Regions from separate parts of the Homo sapiens genome. Here region 2 is linked to region 1. The links are chromatin contacts, found by Hi-C or POLR2A ChIA-PET in ENCODE. All regions are on one chromosome and are shown on one strand. Each heading gives the region's core, a stretch centred on a gene start or an enhancer-like site at or near the end of the contact. The rest is flanking DNA. Distances are from core to core; before and after follow the strand shown. Region 1 overlaps SIPA1L2 (signal induced proliferation associated 1 like 2). Region 2 overlaps SIPA1L2 (signal induced proliferation associated 1 like 2).

Region 1 (5,476 bases), core at 2,049-4,548:
TATGCCTGTGGCAGGAAGGATGTTAAAAACATGGCCGGGGAAATCTGATAGAAAAATGGGCAACATTCCTAAACTGATTCTTCAAAAGAGAACAAACTCAAATGGTGAATATATTTGTCGGAGAAGGTGCTCAAACTCAGTTGTCTCCAGGGAAATGCCAATGCAAACCACAATGGAATAGCATTACATACTCACCAGACAGGCAAAAATGGGAATGCCTGACAATACCCAGTGACCCAGTGTTAGTAAGAACTGGGGCAATAGGTACCTTCCTACTGCTGGTGGGAGTAAAAAGTGCATGAAACAGTTTGAGCATTACCTATGAAGGTGTGTGCACCTGCAGAGCTTACGATACAGCAATCCCACTCCAAGGGCGCACACACACAGCAAACCCCTGCTGCACGTGCAACTGTCAACATGGAACAATGTTGATTAGAAGCACTGATTTTAAGAACTCCCCAATGGCAGCAACCCAAATCATCAATAGTAGAAGGATATTCGATTAATAACTATGAATGAATACACGGAATACTCTACGAATGAATGGACTGAGGCTACAGACGACTTGGGCGATCTCATGAACAATGTAGAGAAGAAGCAAGTCACAAAGAATACAATGATCATGAGCCAGTTGCTTAATAAAGTTCATAAACAGGTAAAAGTAAACAACATGTCATTCAGGAAAATGTAAAGAAAATGAGGGGATGATTATCACAAAAGCCAGGTTAGTGGCTACCTCAAGGGAGAAGAGAAGGGGTTGTAATTGGGTAGGATGCAGAGAGCTTCCAGACACAGCAATGTTCTAGTCCTTAACCTGGTGGTAGTTACAGGGGTGTTTGCTGCATTATCATATGATACAACAGCAACAATACTGAAACAGACAGAGGCCCTAAAAACAATAAAAATTTTCAAGGTTAGTAATTAAGCTAAGGCCAGAAGGACTACCCACCCCCGGCTGACTGAGAAATTAAGTGGACAGTTAACCACCACCAGAAATATCTTTTTCTTAAATTAGAAAGATCAACAATATGTTTTATGAAAAACAAAAGTTACTTTATAAATATGAAAAATTTTAAGAGTTTAAATTATAGGTCTAATCTCAGCGTTCAGAAAGGCAGGTGGGCTTCACTTTCAGCAAACTTGACACGTGAGTGCAATGCGAGGATTCCGGGTCTCAACATCAGCTCTGTCCATTACCACTGCCAGACCCTGGGCAAGTTTCTTAACCTCAGTTTTCTCATCTGTAAATTGAGGATAATAACAGTATCTACCTCCGAAGGTTTCTCTGAAGATAATCTGAGTTAATATTAGTGAAGCACTTAGAACAGTGAGTAGCATAGGGTAAGCATTATATAAACGTAGTTACAGAAAGTGACCCAGCAAAGGATTATTCACGAGTAGGAGTCCTTTCTATTGAAAGAGTTTAACACAGGGTTCCCGCGGTAGCAAGCTCCTCCAGTATGCTGTAAATATAATCTTATTCTGAAACCCCAGGTGAGCACAGACCTTTTCTGATACATGTATAAAGCAAGTCTCATAAAAGACGAATAAAGTATAAAAATAAGAGTGATATTAAAATGAACTTTTTGTAGAGGTTCAAGAGGAAATAAAGACACAAAATAAACGGACCCATTTTCAGGGTCTCTGCGTTTTGGAAAACACTGCGGTATTAAGTAAAATTAACCAACCAACAAACAAAGCGCCTCATCTACTCCTATGAAGAAACTTAGTTGCTGGTGGCTGGTCTGGTGCCCTTGAGTATGACTGATGGCTCCCTCTCTCTGGGTGCTAACTGTGGGTCTCGGGAAGACGCTGCACTGCCTCTACAATGACATCCACACACATGGAACACCAGGTCGGGAGAACAGTAAAGCAACATGACCAAGGTGACCTGAGGAGTAAGGCAAGCAATCAACAGGCATGAATAATAGGAGCTAATGGACTCTTCCCATTCACTGGGGTGCACGCCAGTTAGGGAGCCCTAACATGAAAACTGTGTGTCTAGACAACGAGCTCTGACGCCCTGTATGTTATTTTCCCAAGTGTATTTTGAAAAATTTCAGAGCTACAGAAAAGGGAAAGGATAGTAGCATAAACATCCACATACCCTTTTTCAAGATCCACTAATTCCTCTCTGAACCATCTGATAATTAGCTGCAAGCCTAAAGACATCATCATACTCCTATATTTCAGCATTCATTTCCCAAGAATAAGGACATCCCCCCAGTAGTTAACCAAGTGATGATCATGTACAGGACATCAGGCATTAATGCAATACTGTTATCTAACAGTCCACATGCTAGTTTCCCCATTGTCCCAATAAGGCTTATGGCCTTAGTTTCCCCATCAAGAACCTGATGAAGGACTGTGCACTGCCTTCCACTACCCGTGTGTCTCATGTATTTTAAAGCCTTGGATGATCCCCGAGATGTTTCGTTGTTAAAGGCTGGGGCACTCAAAGTCATGGTCTAGTTAATAAGCTGCATGTGTGTAGGTTACTCACCTTTCCCCCTTAAAATGACCAAAGCGTATAGTTTTGAAAATGTATAGGTAATGATAGCGTGATCACAAACTCTATGTATTTTTCCATTTGTTTTATAACATTTTCTAAAAATTAGATTTCATTAGAAATGTATTTTATCCCAACTGTAAGATGTTTTAAAGTTAACTTGAAGAACAAATGTACAGAATCCATTTGATGAGCAATGTGGCATAATTCCTTGTTTAGTAGCAGTCGTATCATTACAGAAGTGTTCTCTGATGCTGATAACATTCTAGAATGTTGTCCACAAACTTTTCATGAATTCTTTCCTTCTGGACTAATGCTCTTCTTTCGGAGTTATACTGCTGACGTCCAGTCATTTGTACCAGGAGAAAGGTACGGTGGCATGAATAATGATAAACAGCCCAACGTCGTGTGTGCCATTTACAGGAGAATCCAGAACATGGGGTTTGTTTTTGCAGTTGATTTATTTCATTTTGCAAAGCCTTAGTTAGGTTAGCATAAATACTGCTTGGTATTCTGAGCTCCTATCTAAATGCCCTGCCCTCGAAGAAAGAAAAAAAATGTGTTTGCTAAATTAAAAGAACTGAACAGCAGGAGAAAGCAGGCTAGATATATGCTTGTTCTGCTTAATAGATGATTCCTGTTCCCCTACCCTCTTCCTCACAAGAGTGTAACTTGTCTTGAAGAGTTGTAAGTCCTCCCTTTGCCTCCTTAGTACAATCTTGGAATCATGCCATATACACAATTCTGTACTTATTTAACTCCCGGGTGGCTGCCAAGGAATGTGCGTGTGTGTGCCTGGGGCTGGAGGAGGCTGCTATGGTGTCGGTTGTGAAAACCCAGAGTTAAAGAATTAAGAGTACACCATATACTGATTGGGGCTCCTGACACTGTGAACTGGGAATGGTGGATCCCACATTCCTCCTGCTTCCCTAGGTTACCCAGGCACTGGTTTATTAACTCCATCAATAAGCATTTATCAAGCACTTTTCCTAGTTCCTTTCTTTATTCAAAAAATATTCAGATGCCTGCCATGTGCACAGAAGCGTACTAAGTGTTGTGGATACAAGCGAACAAGATAGGCCACGACCCTATCAGCTCAAAACACGAATGCTCCAGTGAGGAGAAGGTGGCGATAAGTGGCCTTCTTGTGGGAAGGAATATGCAGTAAACACAAACAATTTTATTTAGGGGTGGGTGCTGTGAAGAAAATAACACACGGGTCAGGGGCACGGAGCACTTGGAGGCAGAAGTGTGGGTTTAGGCAGGATGGTCACCCCGGTCAGTTCCTGAAAGTTTATTCTGCTCTTCTGTTACCTGGGCTACTCCCAGTCACAACCCAAGCCCTCCAGCAGTAGGCCTCGGCTTGAGGGGACTGCAAGGCTGCCTGAACTGGGACAGGAGAGGAAAGCAGGGGGGCTAAGGGAGCCTTCCTCATGGCCACCCATGCCCCAGCTGGGGTTGGCATTTCAGAGTTTGCAGAATCTTTGTGTGGCTTGATAGGTTGGTCCCTCGTCCTCTAATGAGTCACCTGCCTTTCACTCAACACACAGAAAACAAGGCAAATGCTGTAAATCCCATCCCTCCTCCTCGCCTCCTGTGCAGCTCGGGGGGCACGCAAGAGGAAGTGTTAAAAAGATTTCATTCAATGACTGAATTCCATGCTGAGCAAAAGCCTAGGATGCAAGTTGAAATGTGGCTTCAAAAGCCACCATCAACGAAGAATTACAGGAAAAGGGCAGTCAAGTGGTAAAAGATTCCACTCACTCAACATCTATCACTTATACAACAGCTGGGCCACATCCAATTTAGAGTGGCGGAAGAAAGTAAAATCAATCAGAAATCCAATCTAGCACTGTCATATACTTTCTAATAGTCTAGCCCATTAAATTTGCCAATGGTTAAGGTAGTCATGAAAATCCATTACAAATACCGGTAAAAAGCCCTACCAAATATCAATAAACGAATGTACTCTGAAGGCAGTCTCCATAGAAATTTTACTTAATAATAATAATACAAAACTCTATTTGTGATGCCAATGACATCTGTCCAAAAAGGTGTCATGAAATCAGCTCTTTTACAAATCATCTCAACTTTGAACTAGATGTTAGCAGGTTGTGCAATCCCGAGATGGTCTCCACAGTATGACCACTATTCCTGAAATTAAGCCAGGAATAATTCAGATGACCAAATTCACTGATAATCCTTAATTATTATATTAGTTATTAGTACTAAACCTATTTTAAGTCAAATTATTAAATAGAACTGGTAAAAAAAGTAGTAGGAATGTCTATTTTGAAAATAATCTTCATATCCTAAGCTCCCTCTGCATGGTGGACACACATGATTTCTACTCTCTGGCATCCACTCCCCCTTCTCCAGGTCAAATAATGTCCTGCTTCTCTTCTGGGGCAGTGGCTGTATTTGCCATTCCTCAGCTGCACAGCTTGGTGACAGGGACTGACCCCCAGCCCAGGCTGAGGGCCCCAAGTGCCGTAGACGATGCTACCCCCTAACCACGTGATTAGAGCTAGGAACATGTGAGGAGATACGGGGGTGGTGTGGGGGCAGGGGTTGGCTTTGGAGAGGGCAGAAACCTGTTTCTTCTGCAGAAACTAGAAAAAAACCACTTTCTACCCGGGGACAGACGAGCGTGACTGTGGGAGGTCTGCAGGTGGCACAGCTGTTTTCAGCCAAGAGAAGAATGCTGAGATTTTGGGAAATGGTCATGTGGAGTGGGAAGATGGAGGCAACCTGGTCCTGGGCAGTATCATTTTGAGACGCTGGGTCAAGCAGAACCTTGAAGTGCTAGACTTGTTGTTTACATAAGCCCCAATATGACCCTGGTGGCATGAACCAATCAGCATGGAGTTTCTTTAACTTGTAATGTAAAGGTCCCTGAATGACACTCAGTATCCCCTGGCAGTGGTGGGGTGAGGGGGGACTTTGAAGGGGAGCCTGAGGAACATA
Region 2 (5,270 bases), core at 1,991-4,490, 120 kb after region 1:
GCATTTCTCAGTATTTTAAATATGAACGTTCTTATCCAGCCACCCACCGCAAGTCAGACTTAATTACTATCTATTTTCAAACCAATACAGAAATTTCAATACAAGGATAGCTTAAACATAAGCAAACAGGATTGCCAACCACAAGAGTCTGTGCAGCCACCTTCATTTATATAAGAAATAATCCTGACAGCAGCAATATTTTCAACCAGAAAAGCAGTTAAACACCATTACACAAATCAGAAGAACATTTGGAAAAACAGCTGATTCTGCCTTTTGGAGCATTAATAATTGTGGCTGTTTTTGCTACTATGATCAAAATTAGCAGCAGCAGCAGTAGCAGCAACGTTTAATCTCACTTAAAGGTATCCAACACTACTGTCTTCTTAATGCAGACAACAGAACCAAGGCTGGCAACTCTTCTCCCCTCGGGAGGTGATGCATTTCATTGAGAAAACGTGAGAGGTGCGTGGGCTAAAACAGACAGAGACACTAAAGTCCTCTTTCCAAACTGTTATTTAAAATAGTCATGACTATTAAAATATTCAAGAATATTTTAAATGGAAAAAAGGGGGAAGAGCAACATGGAAGAGGTATTGCTAAGTCAACTCACTAGGTTCTGGCTTAAAGCAGAGTGCCATTGAGGACAATGAAACAGAAACAGTGGACTGGGAGTGAGGAGACAGGTAAAGACCAACCAGGAGGGAAAACAGCAAAGACTGGAAAAAAATCAAGCCCGAATGGGAATCCTCCTACCACCACCTATTAACTCCTAGGTGGCCCCAGACAAACTACCGTGCGTTTCTATGTCTGTTTTCTCATCTGTAAAGAGTTAATGAAGCAAACAGTAGGGCTGGTGGGAAGATTAGATGAGATAGCAGAATGCATGTGTTTGGGACCTAATAGGCACTCCAAAACCAAAAAACAAAAACCACAAAACACTGGTGTAGTCCCTTCTGTCATGTCCCCCTAAAATCAGTTGTTTTTATTATATGACCCAGAACCAGCTCTTTCTCCATCTGTAAGAGAAAAGGGGTAGACCTGAAATACTACCTAAGAGAGGAGCCCTCACAACTTCAACATCCAGTATCTAAGGAACATTGGCTGCCAGCAGATTTACTGCTCCATGCTCACTGGGGAGGCCTAATAACAAACTAGTTTAACAACAAGCTAACTGAGGATGAGCCACGAGAATTTGAAAAATTTTTAAAAAATGAAGGACAATATGTCAAACTGACAAAGCAGTAGTACTCCCAAGAAGAGCGGTGGGAATTTCCAGGAAGGAGAGAGGCCCCAGTGGGGGAGGTGAGAAGAAGGCCTGGAAAGACCCTCCAGCCTCCGCAGACAGAGCGCTCCAGGCTGCCCACAGCCCCAGAGAGCAGGAGGGCGGAAGGGTTGCGCTGGAGCAAATGATTCAGATTCCTGTGAACTGTAAAAGCCTTTTAAAAAGCTACAGCCGGAGTGATAGTTTAGCTGATGAGTTGAGCCTTAAAAGCCAGGCCAAGGAATTTTAACTTTTCCATGAGAACAATAAGGTTATTTTTTATTTATTTATTTTCCCCATGAGAAGAAGTCTCGCTCTTGTACCCCAGGCTGGAGTGCAATGGTGCGATCTCGGCTCACTGCAACCTCTGCCTCCTGGGTTTAAGCGATTCTCCTGCCTCAGCCTCCTAAGTAGCTGAGATTACAGGCGCCCGCCCCCACGCCTGGCTAATTTTTGTATTTTTAGTAGAGACAGGGTTTCACCATGTTGGCCAGGCTGGTCTCGAATTCCTGACCTCAGGCGATCCACCCACCTCGGCCTCCCAAAGTGCTGGGATTACAGGCGTGAGCCACCACACCCGGCTGAGAATAGTAAGTTTTTAAGCCAGAGAGGGTTAGATTTATATCAAATATTTAGTGTCCAGTGCCTCACAAAGAGCAACCGGTGATTAAATATCACCTTTTATTAATACTGATAACAATATGCTTATATACTGCCTTTACCTGGCATTACAGAATTTTCTTAATTCTTAGGTAAAAGGTTGAAATCAGGAGATTGGTAGCTCTCACTGACTTATGGAACTGGTAACTTGCCTGACACAGACTAAGTAATTAGTAAATATTCGTTTTCTGCTTGTTTCTTTTTCAGAGAAAGGGTTGGCTGGAGCACAGTGGTGCAATCATAGCTGAGGCTCAAGGGATCCTTCTGCCTCAGCCTCCCAAGCAGCTAGGACTACAGGCATATGCCATCACATCGGGTTAATTTTGTATTTTTTGTAGAGCTGGGGTCTTGCTCTGTTGCCCAGGTTGGTCTTGAACTCCTGGGCTCAAGTGATCCTTCCACCTCAGCCTTCCAAAATGTTGGGATTATGGGCATGAACCACCACACACAGCCAATAAGTATCTGTTGAATCAAAGAATGCTTAAGTGAATGGATTATATCTAGCAAATATAGTATAAGAGAAAGAAATAACATTCATGAAATAAAAAAGCAGATTCCTGTATTTTAACACCATAAAATGGCCACTACAATTGAAACAGAAGACTTCCCTGACCCCCTTCACTGAATGTACAACGGGGGGTGGCACCCCTTATGGAGGGGGAGCATGCACACAGGCAGGTGCAGGAACCAGGGGGAGATCTTTTGGGCTCCAGCCACACAGCTGCATCTAGGGGTGGGTGCCTGCGACTCCCAAAGCCCCAGTGGGCATGCTTTTAGCTCTGCCATCTGCAGACGGCCTAAGTGTTAACCAGCTCAGTGCCCTCTTGGTACTCGGGTTCTTGTCTGGAGTCCAGGAAGCATCAGGTCACACACAGACTTGAAGGATGGTGAATTCAGGGGTTTTACCGAGTGGTGGAGGTGGCTCTCAGCAGGATGGATGAGGAGCTGGAGAGGAGGTAGAGTGGGAGGATCATCTTCCCCTGGAGTTTGGCCATCCAGTGGCTGATCTCCTCCCCAACTGTCCCTAGTCGAACTTCTCTGGATATTCAGATGCTCCTCCTCGTCTCTCCTTCTCTGCTGCACTGTTCTGCTGCCCTTCTCTCTTCTGTTCATCTGCCCGTCTGCTCATGGAGCCTGGGGTTTGGGGTTTATATGGGTACAGGACGGGGGGGCGTAGTGGGCCAAAAGACAACATTTGGGCATGAAAACGGGAATGCCTGTTCCCACTTAGGGCCGTGGATTTCCAGGCTTGGGGGTGGGGCCTTTGTTGGAGAACTGCCCTCTTCTACCCAGTATTTCCCTGTTTCCTGTCTCTTGTCCATATCACTATGTGACACGTTGTCTCTGGCCTCAGCTACACGTGGAAAGTGGCCAGGCTGCCAGGAGGCAAGGAGCCAGCACAGGATTTAGATAGAGGAGTTAGCTGCTCGACTGTCTCCTATATTTATACTCTTACCCCTGAGCGTCCATTTAATGTTTTCTTCTCCTTATAAAATACATGTCTAAATCCTCTTCTACCATAAAACTCATTTTAAAAATTGGTCTTTTCTGTAATTTGTGAATATTTATCTCCATTATCAGACAAATTCCAAGAGTACAAACACATATTTATATTCATTACAGAGGTGAGCCATCTGTAAGTGATCAACAAAAACTTTCTCATAAAGAACATAAAAGCCATCAACACAATGAAAATTCTGATAACCCATGTTCATTCTTTCATTTAAGCATTAAGAAGTTACCAAGCAGCAAGGCCCCATGGTAGGCAATGAGAAATACCTAAGGCATGAGCCCTGACTCCATCCAGGACATTTATAAACTACTGCAGGAGGCAAGATTAACATACAAATCTGTCCACAACACTGGTTTCAATCTCTAAAAAGTTATTTTTTCCACCAGAGTAACTATTAAGAATCAAAATGGATACATTTGGTTTTAAATTTCTATCTTCATCTCCTGTCTGTCTCTCTCAGAGATAAATGTTAACAAGCACTAGAATTATTTAAATGCAGTCATCAGAGCAAACCAGAAGAGAAGGACAAATGGAGAACAATCTATAGGAGAGACATAGCAGATCAGTGGCTGGACAGTCTGAAACTTCAATAACAGGACACAATACAAAGAAGAAGGGCTCCTACAGGAAAGGATATGGTGAAGTGGCTGTGCTAAAAGAAGGGATTATGAAATAAAATATTTACATTTAAAGTCCTAGTTTTAACAAACTTACTTTATCCAGCCTCTCAAATTCCAAAGCCTTCAACAGGAAAAGTCTTTCCACAATGCTACCCTAAAAATAGTTCCCTTTAGTCTTTCTCAGGATACCATGTAGATTTCCCTTCAGTTTGCTTTTGCAACAACACTGGTGTCACGAAGAATGAAACGACGACTTATTTTAACTAGAGAGCAATATTTATGTTATGCACACATATCTTGACACTGTCACACACGTGCTGATGTTTTCTTTCTAGAAATGGGATCTGCATCAGCCGTGTTTGGTGTGTGCCCTGGCCTTGCAGCTGTTGTGCTGGCAAGTTGGGTGTTGTTCCCAGGCATTCCACGGAGTTTCTTGGTTTAATTTTATCTAACAGGCTAAAAGGGGTACAATTATTTTTTATCAAAATAACAATAAGGAAATAACTTCCAACAATGAATTTCTAAGTGAAAGAATCTGCACATCATACATTTGTGTCTGTAATTAGCAAAATTAAATGTCCCTTTCTCTCCGTGAAGTATTTAGCTTGCTTCCTTACAATAACTGTCCATGGAATAAAAGCAAATAAACAAGAAATTGAGTTTACAAACTTATGGACATTAATTATTCAATTTTGGCAGATGCTTTTACTTTAAAATCAGTTACAATACAAACATGTGAAAAACTTCTAGGTTCTAAATCACATCACTAATCTCAGCAGTTCTGAGAAAACAAGTGACTCTTCTTTCGAACAAATGAAACCACCCAAACATTATTTATCTTTCAGCTGCACTACTCCCATGCCCAAAATTAAACAGAGAAAAGTTTTCAGACTCAACAATTCACCTCCACCGGTAATCTGAAGCCAGAGTGGGAGAGCAGGTATTTGTGGAGCCAAGTCTGAATGTAATTCTATTTACAATGCCATGCTTTGCCCCCCTAAAGCCAACCTGGAGCAGCATAACCCCACCCTGATCTTTATCACCTCCAGCTGGAGTGAGGAGTCAGGTTCCCCAAGGTGTACTTCTAACCAGAATTCCCCAAGACAGACTAACCAAATGCCTAATTAACAGAGAGAAGAACCTCCAGTTGCTCCACCATATATAGGCTCTCACTGAAGTATCACCAAGTCTAAGACAAAGCAGACAGCTGATAAAC

The links. A loop is a pair of places that touch in the nucleus more often than their neighbours do. ChIA-PET counts read pairs that join two places held with the same protein, here RNA polymerase II (POLR2A). Pooled maps may share reads with other maps.
Region 2: a pooled map of gastrocnemius medialis shows a loop between it and region 1 (2.1-fold over the local background). The contact joins two enhancer-like sites. A Hi-C loop is called at or near these places in 1 of 168 maps with a recorded cell type or tissue (psoas muscle) and 2 of 50 pooled maps. POLR2A ChIA-PET finds 5 or more read pairs at or near these places in 3 of 52 experiments (GM10248, HEK293 and MCF 10A).

The regions. Positions count from the first base shown.
Region 1 is chr1:232,432,678-232,438,153 of GRCh38, forward strand. All of the region lies in intron 15 of SIPA1L2 (signal induced proliferation associated 1 like 2), which reads right to left. Among named protein-coding and RNA genes, the nearest start is that of SIPA1L2, 190 kb to the right of the region's middle. RefSeq lists an enhancer at 3,461-3,630 and a cis regulatory region at 3,546. Within about 2 kb of position 3,299, at least 3 of the 41 ENCODE cell types and tissues checked have a DNase peak (open chromatin) inside an H3K27ac peak, as active enhancers do.
Region 2 is chr1:232,550,296-232,555,565 of GRCh38, forward strand. The region is part of intron 2 of SIPA1L2 (signal induced proliferation associated 1 like 2); the gene reads right to left. Among named protein-coding and RNA genes, the nearest start is that of SIPA1L2, 77 kb to the right of the region's middle. RefSeq lists enhancers at 842-1,370, 1,371-1,898 and a silencer at 4,988-5,270. Within about 2 kb of position 3,241, at least 6 of the 41 ENCODE cell types and tissues checked have a DNase peak (open chromatin) inside an H3K27ac peak, as active enhancers do.